Linked DNA regions of Homo sapiens: region 1 is linked to region 2. Evidence: read pairs that join two places in POLR2A ChIA-PET (ENCODE). Cell type or tissue: IMR-90. All regions are shown on one strand. Links, peaks and the distances in the headings refer to the core of each region. The heading gives the core; the rest is flanking DNA. Region 1 overlaps NUP155 (nucleoporin 155). Region 2 holds the start of CPLANE1 (ciliogenesis and planar polarity effector complex subunit 1).

Evidence for each region. Peaks named below come from ENCODE experiments on the same cell type or tissue, not always from the same donor. Only the 100,000 strongest peaks of a DNase experiment are listed, where the experiment ranks them.
Region 1: POLR2A ChIA-PET joins it to region 2 with 17 read pairs; 7 of 35 experiments call an interaction of 5 or more read pairs at or near these places.

Annotation. Positions count from the first base shown.
Region 1 is chr5:37,306,454-37,311,830 of GRCh38, forward strand. NUP155 (nucleoporin 155) reads right to left here. Exons shown (of 35, transcript NM_153485.3): 23 at 4,099-4,290; 24 at 2,676-2,814; 25 at 844-979. Among named protein-coding and RNA genes, the nearest start is that of CPLANE1, 60 kb to the left of the region's middle. In IMR-90, for the core only: no CTCF peak of the experiment used is centred there; no DNase peak of the experiment used is centred there.
Region 2 is chr5:37,246,296-37,251,672 of GRCh38, forward strand. It overlaps CPLANE1 (ciliogenesis and planar polarity effector complex subunit 1), which reads right to left and starts at 3,081. Exons shown (of 53, transcript NM_001384732.1): 1 at 2,950-3,081; 2 at 1,323-1,450. The coding sequence starts at 1,403. It overlaps CPLANE1-AS1 (CPLANE1 antisense RNA 1), which reads left to right and starts at 2,751. Exons shown (of 2, transcript NR_134263.1): 1 at 2,751-2,926; 2 at 4,102-4,351. It also overlaps the pseudogene RN7SL37P. RefSeq lists silencers at 2,582-2,721, 2,922-3,401. In IMR-90, for the core only: no CTCF peak of the experiment used is centred there; a DNase peak (open chromatin) is centred at 3,096; H3K4me3 peaks cover 1,583 bases; H3K27ac peaks cover 1,195 bases.

The DNA of each region.
Region 1 (5,377 bases), core at 116-5,115, 60 kb after region 2:
TATAGAAAGGTTATATATTTCTTCTTTGTTCCGAGACGGAGCCCTGCTCTGACGCCCAGGCTGGAGTTCTGTGGTGCAATCTCAGCTCACTGCAGCCTCTGCCTCCCGGGTTAAAGCAATTCTCCTGCCTCAGCCTCCCAAGTTGCTGGGATTACGGGTGTGCACCACCACGCCTGGCTAATTTTTGTATTTTAGTAGAGACAGGGTTTCACTATGATGGCCAGGCTGGTCTCGAACTCCTGACCTCATGATCTGCCCACCTCAGCCTCCCAAAGTGCTGGGATTACAGGCGTGAGCCACTGTGCCTGGCCTATATTTCTTTTAAGGACACACATTTCCTTTTTAACAGTCTCAACAAATTTGGGAATACTTAAAAATTATCCTTTAAAATGAAATCCTACTGGACATGGTGGCTCATGCCTGTAATCCCAGCACTTTGGGTGGTCGACCTTTACACAAAGAGGCCAGACACGGTGGCTGATGGCTATAATCCTAGCACTTTGCAAGACTGAGGTGGGTGGATCACTTGAGGTTAGGAATTCAAGACCAGCCTGGCCAAAATGGTGAAACCCTGTCTCTACTAAAAATACAAAAATTAGCCAGGCGTGGTGGTGTGCACCTGTAATCCCAGCTACATGGGAGGCTGAGGCACGAGAATAGCTTGAACCTGGGAGGCAGAGATTGCAGTGAGCCAAGATCACACGACTGCACTCCAGCCCAGGTGACAGAGCAAGACTCTGTCTCAAAAAAAAAAAAAAAACATAAAACAAAAAACAAAAAACATTATGCAAAGAAAAGTCTGTATCCATAAAGATGACAATCTGCTAACGTAATGGAATGCACCTTTCTTGGAAGGCCTGAAGTCCAACTATGTCTTCTTCTGGTTCTCCATGTTTATAGAAATGAAGCCCAAGACCTTGAGGATCTTTTTTCTCTGCAGCCGTAAGAGAAAGTTCCACCACACCCTCATAAAATCTCACTGATGGGAAAGAAAAGAATGAAGACCTATGACTTACTACTAAGTTGGATACATTTTTCCTTAGCTGGCACATGAAAATAATGATCAAGGTTATGTCTCTACTGTACAATAGTCACCCTGCTAACATAAAATATTTCTGATAGGTCTTCAGAAGGAAAAGGTCTTAATATGCCTAAAAGGCAACTGTTAAATATATTTCTTCATTGGGGGCCAGGTGTGGTGGCTCACGCCTGTAATCCCAGCACTTTGGGAGGCTGAGAGGGGGCAGATCACAAGGTCAGGGGTTCGAGACCAGCCTGACCAACATGGTGAAACCCCACCTCTACTAAAAATACAAAAATTAGCTGGGCCTGGTGGCATGCGCCTGTAATCCCAGCTACTCAAAAGGCTGAGGCAGGAGAATCACTTGAACTAGCGAGGCAGAGGTTGTAGTGAGCTGAGATTGCACCATTGCACTCCAGCCTGGGTGACAGAACAAGACTCTGTCTCACAAAAAAAAAAAGAAAAAGGAAAAAAAAAAATATATATATATATATATTTCTTCATTGGAAAAAAAAGATCCTATTTCAAATAACAAAAAGGAAAGTTTTAGTTCCCTACTGGGGGGAAAAAAATACCTTGGGATTCAAAATAATACCTGTGCAAATAGTTATGGCCTTTACATTATGTTAGATTTGATTTAAAGTAATTTTTTAAAAAGTAAGCAGATTATACCTTAAAACTCAATAAAAAATTTTAAATATCTGAAAAATAAATGTAATCCAGAAAGCAATGTAAAACATACAGTAATTGAACTGGACAAGAACTGAAACTCTAATGCTAAAAAGTTATACATTTCGGCTGGGCGCAGTGGCTCATGTCTGTAATCCTAGCACTTTGAGAGGCTGAGATGGGTGGATCACCTGAGGTCAGGAGATCGAGACCACCCTGGCTAACATGGTAAAACCCCACCTCTACTAAAAATACAAAAATTAGCTGGGCAATGGCCGGGCGCGGTGGCTCACACCTGTAATCCCAGCGCTTTGGGAGGCTGAGGTGGGTGGATCATGAGGTCAGGAGATTGAGACCATCCTGGCTAACATGGTGAAACCCATCTCTACTAAAAATACAAAAAAATTAGCCGGGCATGGTGGCAGGCGCCTGTAGTCCCAGCTACTTGGGAGGCTGAGGCAGAATGGCGTGAACCTGGGAGGCAGAGCTTGCAGTGAGCTGAGATCGCACCACTGCACTTCAGCCTGGGTGACAGAGCAAGACTCTGTCTCAAAATAAAAAAAATAAAAAAATAAAAAAATAAAAAATTAGCTGGGCGTGGTGGCGTGCGCCTGTAATACCAGCTACCCGGGAGGCTGAGGCAGGAGAATTGCTGGAACCTGGGAGGCAGAGGATGCAGTGAGCTGAGATCGTGCCACTGCACTCCAGCCTGGCTGACAGAGCGAGACTCTCAAAAAAAAAAAAAAAAAAAAAAAAAAGTACATTTCAAAAAATAGAAAGAACATTACAGCTTCTGCAGGTCAGTGTAGTCATCAAATATTGCAACACAATGATACCACATTCCTACGTCCTTTCACTCGGCCTCTGATGCTGAAAGAAGATTTGCATCTGGAAAGTGGCTTTTCATCATTAGCTTGCTTCATTCATACACTATTGTTTGTCTTTTGAGTTGAGTAAAAGATACAAGAAACATTTTATTTCTCACCTTGTCTATACTGAGCACAAACATTGGAAAGGTCCACTTGATTGCTAATTTTTTGATATTCCTTTAATGATTCCCTTAACATTCTTTCTTTTTCAGTCTTATTTTGAACTTGTCGGGAACGCTGGAGAAGCTCATTTGCCTAGAAGAGGAGATAACAAGAACTTAAAAATATATAAAATCAAGCAGACAGATGATGCTGTCAACTAAGTTTTAGTCTATGTCTAAATTTATATATGGTTATTACCATTAAAATGAAAACAACTCTACAAACTTACTTCTTAATTTTAGGCAGAAAAGTTTTTGACCAAAGATTCCTAGCTATTCTTAATTCCTCTCCCAAATATGTTAAGCAAGAGAACTTTTGTCTGGTAATTCTCTTGCCTAGTCAATACATTATTGGGCAGCAGGCAGTCCATGTGACACTGATTTATTTATTTTTTCCACCTGTAGGAAAGGATCAATAAAAATGCCCCCATTAACTCTAATTCACTAAAAGATTTACTTGAAGTTTTAGTACTTTTCCTTAAGCTAAGGAGATAAATTATCCCCTAAATTTCCTTAATTTCTAAATTTAGTGATTTTTCTTAATTTCTCACCTTTGGTTTTTTAATATGGCCTAGAAACACTATCAAAGATTCTTTATGGGCCAGGCGCAGAGGCTCATGTCTATAATCCCAACACTTTGCAAGGCTGAGGCAGGCGGAGGTCAGGAGTTCAAAACCAGCCTAGACAACATGGTGAAATCCTGTCTCTACCAAAAATATAAAAAATTAGCCAGGTGTGATGGTGCACACCTGTAATCCCAGCTATTTGGGAGGCCGAGGCAGGAGAATCACTTGAACCTGGGAGGTGGAGGTTGCAGTGAGCTGAGATCGTACTCAGTCTTAAAAAAAAAGAGAGAATATTCTTTATGAAAAACTTAAAGGAGGGCTGGGCATGGTGGCTCACACTTATAATCCCAGCACTATGGGAGGCTGAGGCAGGAGGATCACTTGAAGCCAAGAGTTCAAGACCAGCCTGTGCAACAAATCAGAACTTGTCTCTATAAAAAACAAAAAAATTGGCTGGGTGTAGTGGTGCACACCCGTAGCCCCTAGCTACATGAGAGGCCTGCTTGAGTCTAGGACTTAGAAGCTGCTGTGAGCTATGATCACAGCACTGCACTACAGCCTAAGCAACAGAGTGAAACCCTGTGTCAAATAAATAAATAAAAATATTTTTAAAAAGAAAAGCTAAGCTTAAAAGAGTATACACTGGTTTTAAGAAGCCACATATTCCAACCCCTTTCTTAGATGAGGATTCTGAGGCTAGGAGAGGTTAAGAGATCTAACTGACTGAGGTCCTATATTAAGTGAAACAAGATGGTTCATCATACATGATACCTCTTATAACAAACAATGAAATAGGTAATAAAGTATCATACCTTAGAACAAATTGCATCATCAGTGCTATATAGAAGTGGGCAGATATCCTGTAAATGTAAACTAATGCCATCAACAGCGGCATTATCTCTGATGTAGCAGTTGATAAGAGAAGCAATTAATGCCCCTGTGAGTTCTTTGTCCCTGATTACAAGATCTTTAAAGGTGGTGATCTTCAGCTGCTCTTGAAGTTCCTAGGAGCATAAAACTTTTCTATCACAATTATAGAAATACCATATTTCTAAACATAATGAAATTATTTTAATAAATTAAAATAACCTAAATATTAATAGACTCTATAATTGAAAAGCGAAAATATACTAATTAGTAGAAACAAATTTTTGCGAACTTACATAAAATCATAGAGAGTTGGAAAAGAACCTACAGTAGATCTAGTCCAAAACTCTCACTTTCCAAATGAGAAAAGTAAAGCTTAAGTAGAGCCAAAACTAGAGTCAGATCTCCTGGCTTTGGTTATAAAATGGAAAAAACAATCACTTGGCTATATTTGAAAATCTTGGGCTTACATATTACTCCTTCCTAAACACTGTTAGAATTCCATTATTCTAGGCCTTATAATAATATTGGAGTTTAATCTGTATTGTGAACAAATCTGCTTGTCCAAATGAAGCTCTAAAGTATTGATTTATACTATAGTAAAAGATTCTGTTAGTGATGTGACTGCTATCTCTTTTTTCTAAATTCAAGGAAATACCCAAACTGTGTTAAAATTCTTGAACAAATCTTTAATTTGCATTCATTGAGCATGCCATTGGTGATGTAAGGAAGAGAGCTTTGAAGATGGATCACAAAAACATACCCAGGATAAAAACCTACCTACAATATATTTATCACTCTATAAAACTCAAAATTATTATTCTACTTGGTATGAAAAAGATAAGTTTCATAATTAAATATATTAGCTTGAATTTTTAAAAATAAAAAACAGTATGTATTTAAAAGAAACAAAACCACCAACAAAAGCCACACTATTCATTGGACACTAGTGGAAAGAATGAGGAGACTGCCTTCCAACGTTGAAAAATGGTATACGAGAGTCAAAAAGTAAGTGTTTCAGAGTAATGAAATATCCATACAGGACAAGGAAAAAGAATTTTTTTTTTTTTTTTTACAGAATTGCAGCTAGTAACTGGGGAAGGAATCACAGATTTAAAATATTATCCTTTTGGCCGGGCATGGTGGCTCATGCCTGTAATCCCAGCACTTTGGGAGGCCAAGGCAGGTAGATCACCTGACGTCAGGAGTTCAACACCAGCCTGG
Region 2 (5,377 bases), core at 301-5,300:
TCTTAGGCAACCTGGTGGTTACCCCAGCCCCTTGATCTCGGGAGGTCATCATATTGATACCGAATTTAGTGCAGACACGTAATCGGTATAGCACACTGCAGCCCAGAACTCCTGGGCTCAAGCGATCCTCTTGCCTTAGCCTCCTGAGTAGCTGGGACCACAGGTGCATACCACTGAACCTGACTCTCATCAATTTTAACAGTAGTATGAGCAAGTTTTTAAATTATTTACTTAGATTAAAATAGATATAGCTTCTGAAATTCATAAATCCCTGACTCTGCTCATTTTTTATTACCTAGAAAAAGTAGGCTGTTTTGAGTTAACTTTGTTTTCATATATTCTAAGGCAGTGATTTTCAAGGTATAACTGAGCCAGCAGCATCAGCAACACCTCAGAAGTGAGGAGTTCAAGACCAGCCTGACCAACATGGTGAAACCCCTAGCCTCTACTAAAAATATAAAAATTAGCTGGGCATGGTGGCATGCGTCTGTAATCCCAGCTATTCAGGAGGCTGAGGCAAGACAATCGCTTGAACCTGGGAGGCTGAGGTTGCAGTGAGCCGAGAGGATGCCATTGCGTCCAGCCTGGGCAACAGAGCGAGACTCCATCTCAAAAAATAAAAATAAAAAAATACAAAATATCCAACCCTACAGCAGACCTAATTAACTGAAAACTTTGGGAACAGGGCCCAGCAATCTGTGTTTTAACCACCTCTCCAGATAGTTCTGATAGTTTGAGAACTCCTGTTACAGGGGAGTTAGTGGTATAATTTCTCACAGGAAATTTAACACTTTATTTCAATAATCATCACAAATAAAGTAGGGTTGCCTACTTTCCCTAAGTGGGGAATCTATGCCATATATTATGAATGGCATTCCTGGATTACTAACGTATTGTGGCCCATTTCTTCCATCCTAGTTTCCAAGAACACTTCATAGCACAATCATGAAAACCACAATAGGAGGAAACACTCCATTAACTGTTCCAGTAAAGGAAAGCTCAGGACATTAAATATTCCCTTTTGATATATGCCATCTCAACTTAACTTAAACTTGACTTAAACATAATATGAAAAAAATAGTTTAAGTAAAAATCTTCTAAATAAACCACTTAACATTCTGGAAAAGCTAACTTGCTCATTATAATAAAAACGAAACACACACAAAACCCTGTTCAGTGTGCAGGTAGGTGATCCTCCTGTAGATCCTCCTCCAGTAGATGATGTTTTATTTATTTAAGATCATAGAACACTCCTATATTACAGGCAAAACACACATATAACATATATAAAACTGGTATTGCATGAATAAAGAAAAACCTACCTTTCCCAACCAGGAGACACGTGGCCATGGTTTTTTCTGCTTAATACCTGTTGATGTCAAGATTTCTAATCTTATCTCCATGTTTGTTAAGCTATCAATGACCAATTAAGTAAAACAGTCCCAAGATTCTGTAAACAATAATAGTAATAAAATATAAATGATGCATAATATTCACTGGGCATTTTTTTTTTTTTTTTGAGACAAGAGTTTCGTTCTGTTGCCCCAGCTGGAGTGCAGTGATATGATCTCAGCTCACTGCAACCTCCGCCTCCCGGATTCAAGTGATTCTCCTGCGTTAGCCTCCCGAGTAGCTGGGACTACAAGCGTGTGCCACCACGCCTGGCTAATTTTAAGTAGAGATGGGGTTTCACCATGTTGGCCAGGCTGGTCTCAAACTCCTGACTTCAAGTGATCCATCCACTTCGTCCTCCCAAAGTGCTGGGATAACAGGCACGATCCACTGCGCATGGACCACTGAAGATCTTAACTGACAATTTTCATAAAGTTTTGATTTATATTTTATTTCTGAGTTGAAGTTTTGCTCTTGTAGCCCAGGCTGCAGTGCAGTGGCGCGATCTCGGCTCACTGCAACCTCCGCCTCCCGGGTTCAAGCGATTCTCTTGCCTCAGCCTCCCGAGTAGCTGGGATTACAGGCATGCACCACCACACCGGACTAATTTTTTTGTATTTTTAGTAGAAACCGGGTTTCACCATGTTGGCCAGGCTGGTCTCGAACCCCTGACCTTGGGTGATCCGCCCGACTCAGCCTCCCAAAGTGCTGGGATTACAGGCGTGATCCACTGTGCCCGGCCAAATTAGATGGGCTTGTTTTTTTGTTTTTTTAATAAAATAGCTTTAAAAGAAAAACTACTCAGAGACAGCACACAAAGATCTATCAAGATGCTAGCTATCAGTCAGCACGGAGGCTGAGATGGGAAGATCGCTTGAGGACAAGAGAGTTCGAGGCTGCAGTGAGCTGTGATTGTGCCTGTGAGAGCCACTGCACTCCAGCGTGGGCAACGCAGCGAAGACTCCGGCTCAAAAATAAATAAATAAAATTGCAAATAAAATAAATTCTCACAAAAGGGTTAACCAAATGCCAGAGAAACGCCGGCATTAGAAAAGCATCATTTGCAGCTCCTAATGAAATAACAAATCCAGTCAATAGTATCAGCGCTGCTAAAATTATTGAGTGAAAAAATACTGGGAACTTTATGCACTGACATACCCTAAATCCATTAGTCAATCTTAAAATTGCTAAGAGCGAGGAAAATTGACGTTCTATTCCTCCGGATCCTGCTCGAGAAGCTGGGGGACTCGGGTCCGGTGCCGAGGTGTGGCCCGAGCCTGGCACCACCCACGCCGGCCGGGTGACCCCGGCCCCTTGGGGCTCCCGCGCTCCGTCAGCAGGCGACGCTGGGAGGCTGGGGTAGGCCCAGAGCGAGGACGGGCCCGGACTGGGTAGTGGGGATGTACCAGGGCCGGGTGCGGCGGGAGACGGCCCGGGAGGCGGAAGGTCGCGGACCTGCCCGACAGAAGAGTAGATGAGGGGAGACCGAGGACGCCCGGGTCCGGGGAGCTTACGAGGAGGCCAGGATCGCGGGGTAAGGAATCCGCGGGCAGTTACCTCCGCCAGGGGCAGGGTCCGGCCAGTCAGGCGCGAGAAGGCTAGGCGAGGCCGACTGCGCGGGGTGAAGACGCCAGGCCGACAGCTGCGGGCCCTACCGCCAGCCCTGACGCGAGCCTGCGTCCTGGCGACGGCGGAGGGCGGGCAGGGGGCGCGGGCGCTGCCACGGCGCCTGCTCAGAACCGGCCGGGAACGCCGCGGGCGGGTCTCCCCGGTCCTCCGCCCCTCCAGCCCTGCTCTCAGGCCTCCGCCCGGGCCCTCTAAGCTGCCAGCCGCGCCCGCCTCCGGGCTCCTCGCCCCTCCTCCCGCGCGCTCCCCTCCTCAGCGGCCGCCGGACCCCCTCAGTTCACTTCTCCCAGTTAACGCGTTCCTCGGACGCTGCTAGTTTGAGCGCACAGGCATTGGGCGGGGCTCACGGGGGAGCCGCTTAATAACCGACCAACATGAAACTCAAGGGCTGCCCCTTCCTAGCGGGGACCCTGCACAGACCCGAAAATAAGGGGTTTTGCTCTGCCCTCCTCAGTTCACGTGGGCACCTTGGAACACTGAAGAAGGCATTTTCCGAACTCACTGTCCTACGGACTTATTCTCCGCACTGTTTTCGCCTCCTTCGCCCTGTTCTCGTGACTGACAGGAGCAGGGGTCACAAGCAGGCAGCCCGAGAGCTCTGCTCACCTGGAAAAGCATTTTTGTGTAGCTTAAATGTGAAGGCCTCAGGCAGTGGCCTGTTGTCCTCCTCCACATGCGCCCATCTTCACTCTTTCATGTGACTGGCCTGTTTTTGAAGGCAGGACCCTGTCACCCTTGGCTAGGCCAGGTATGTTCTGCACCGAAAATGGCCCTGCCCTCTGCATTGGATGGCTAGCTCTTAGGTTGGTTTATTTTAGCAAATAAGCGTTACAGGGTAGGCGAACTGGCTGCATCAGAACCACAATTACCCCTGTGTCTCTGGGTGGGATAAATGGCGGATGGCATTCTGGCAGCTCAGCCCCACTTATCTCAGAGGTTATAGATCTGAGGTGGTTTAGATCCACCCCCAAATCACGAACATTTTACATAAGCCGTGCTAGAGTTAGCATAAAAGTCTCACAGAAAAATTTGGAAACTGAGAAATCCTAACCTATTCCCACAATCCTGTGTTCCCATTTTTAGGTCTTAAGATATGAAGACAATGGGATAACTGAGGCTGATTTTGCTGTGTGGCCATTAGACCTAGAAATATTGGTGTGATTCTGGAGTTGATTGCTCCACACGTTTATTTATTTATTTTCCTTTTTTTCCCTCCTCTTCCTCCTCCTCTATTCTTTAAAAACGTATGGAAATGTATCCGGCAATGTTTACTGTAAAAAATAATGTATGGAAATGACTACAATTTGCTAAAATAAAAATCATTGAGCACTTATGTGTGTCAGACACTATGCTAGGTATAAAGAGGGGAAGATGGTGTCCCTATTCAAAAGAGAGTCACACACACTTAAGTTACAGTGCAGTCATAAATACCATGATCGCAGTATGCACAGGTCCATTTTCTCTATCTGGGTGATGGGAAGGTTCAAAACTAAGCTAGGTTTTGAATGAGGAATAGTTTCATTTTGAAGCACATCCATTTTGCGATGCCTCTGGAGCTATCTAGTGAACAATTTAGATGCGTGGTTCAGAAGCTCGATGGGAGGCTTGGGAACACAGAATGTGTAAAATAAGCATCAGTCTCCCTTTCACCCTCTCTGCACTTTTTAAGGGTCATCTGTCTTTAGTATATATTGGTAAGAGATTTTATGGAGGATACCAATTCTTTTTTTTTTTTTTTGAGACAGAGTCTCACATTGTCACCCAGGGTGGAGTGCAGTTGCACGATCTCTGCTCACTGCAACCTCCGCCTCCCGGGTTCAAGCGATTCTCCTGCCTCAGCCTCCCAAGTAGCTGGGATTACAGGTGCCCACCACCAGGCCCAGCTAATTTTCGTATTTTTAGTAGAGACGGGGTTTCACTATGTTGGCCAGGCTGGTCTTGAACTCCTGACCTCGTGATTCACCCACCTCGGTCTCCCAAAGTGCCGGGATTACAGGTGTGAGCCACCGTGGCCTGCCAGCATACCAATTCTTATGAGAGAATGTCAGGGGTAGAAGAGATCCAAGGAAATGGTTGACCAGGTAAAAAACTGATAAAGGTCAAATAGAAATAAGCCTGAGAATTGCCCCATCAGATTTGGTTTAGTGTTTAGTAGGTATAGTTATAGTGCCAGATATATAATAACTGAGTTCCTTTTGAAAGCATATAGTAAAATCAAATCTGATTAGCCTAAGTAACAGAGGTGATTTATTGTAATGATTCTGGGGTATCTGACAGATTGTAGATATTCTCTCTAGGGTGCTCCTATCCAATATAAATTTCTGTAATGATGAAAATGTTCTATGTCTGCTGTGTCTTA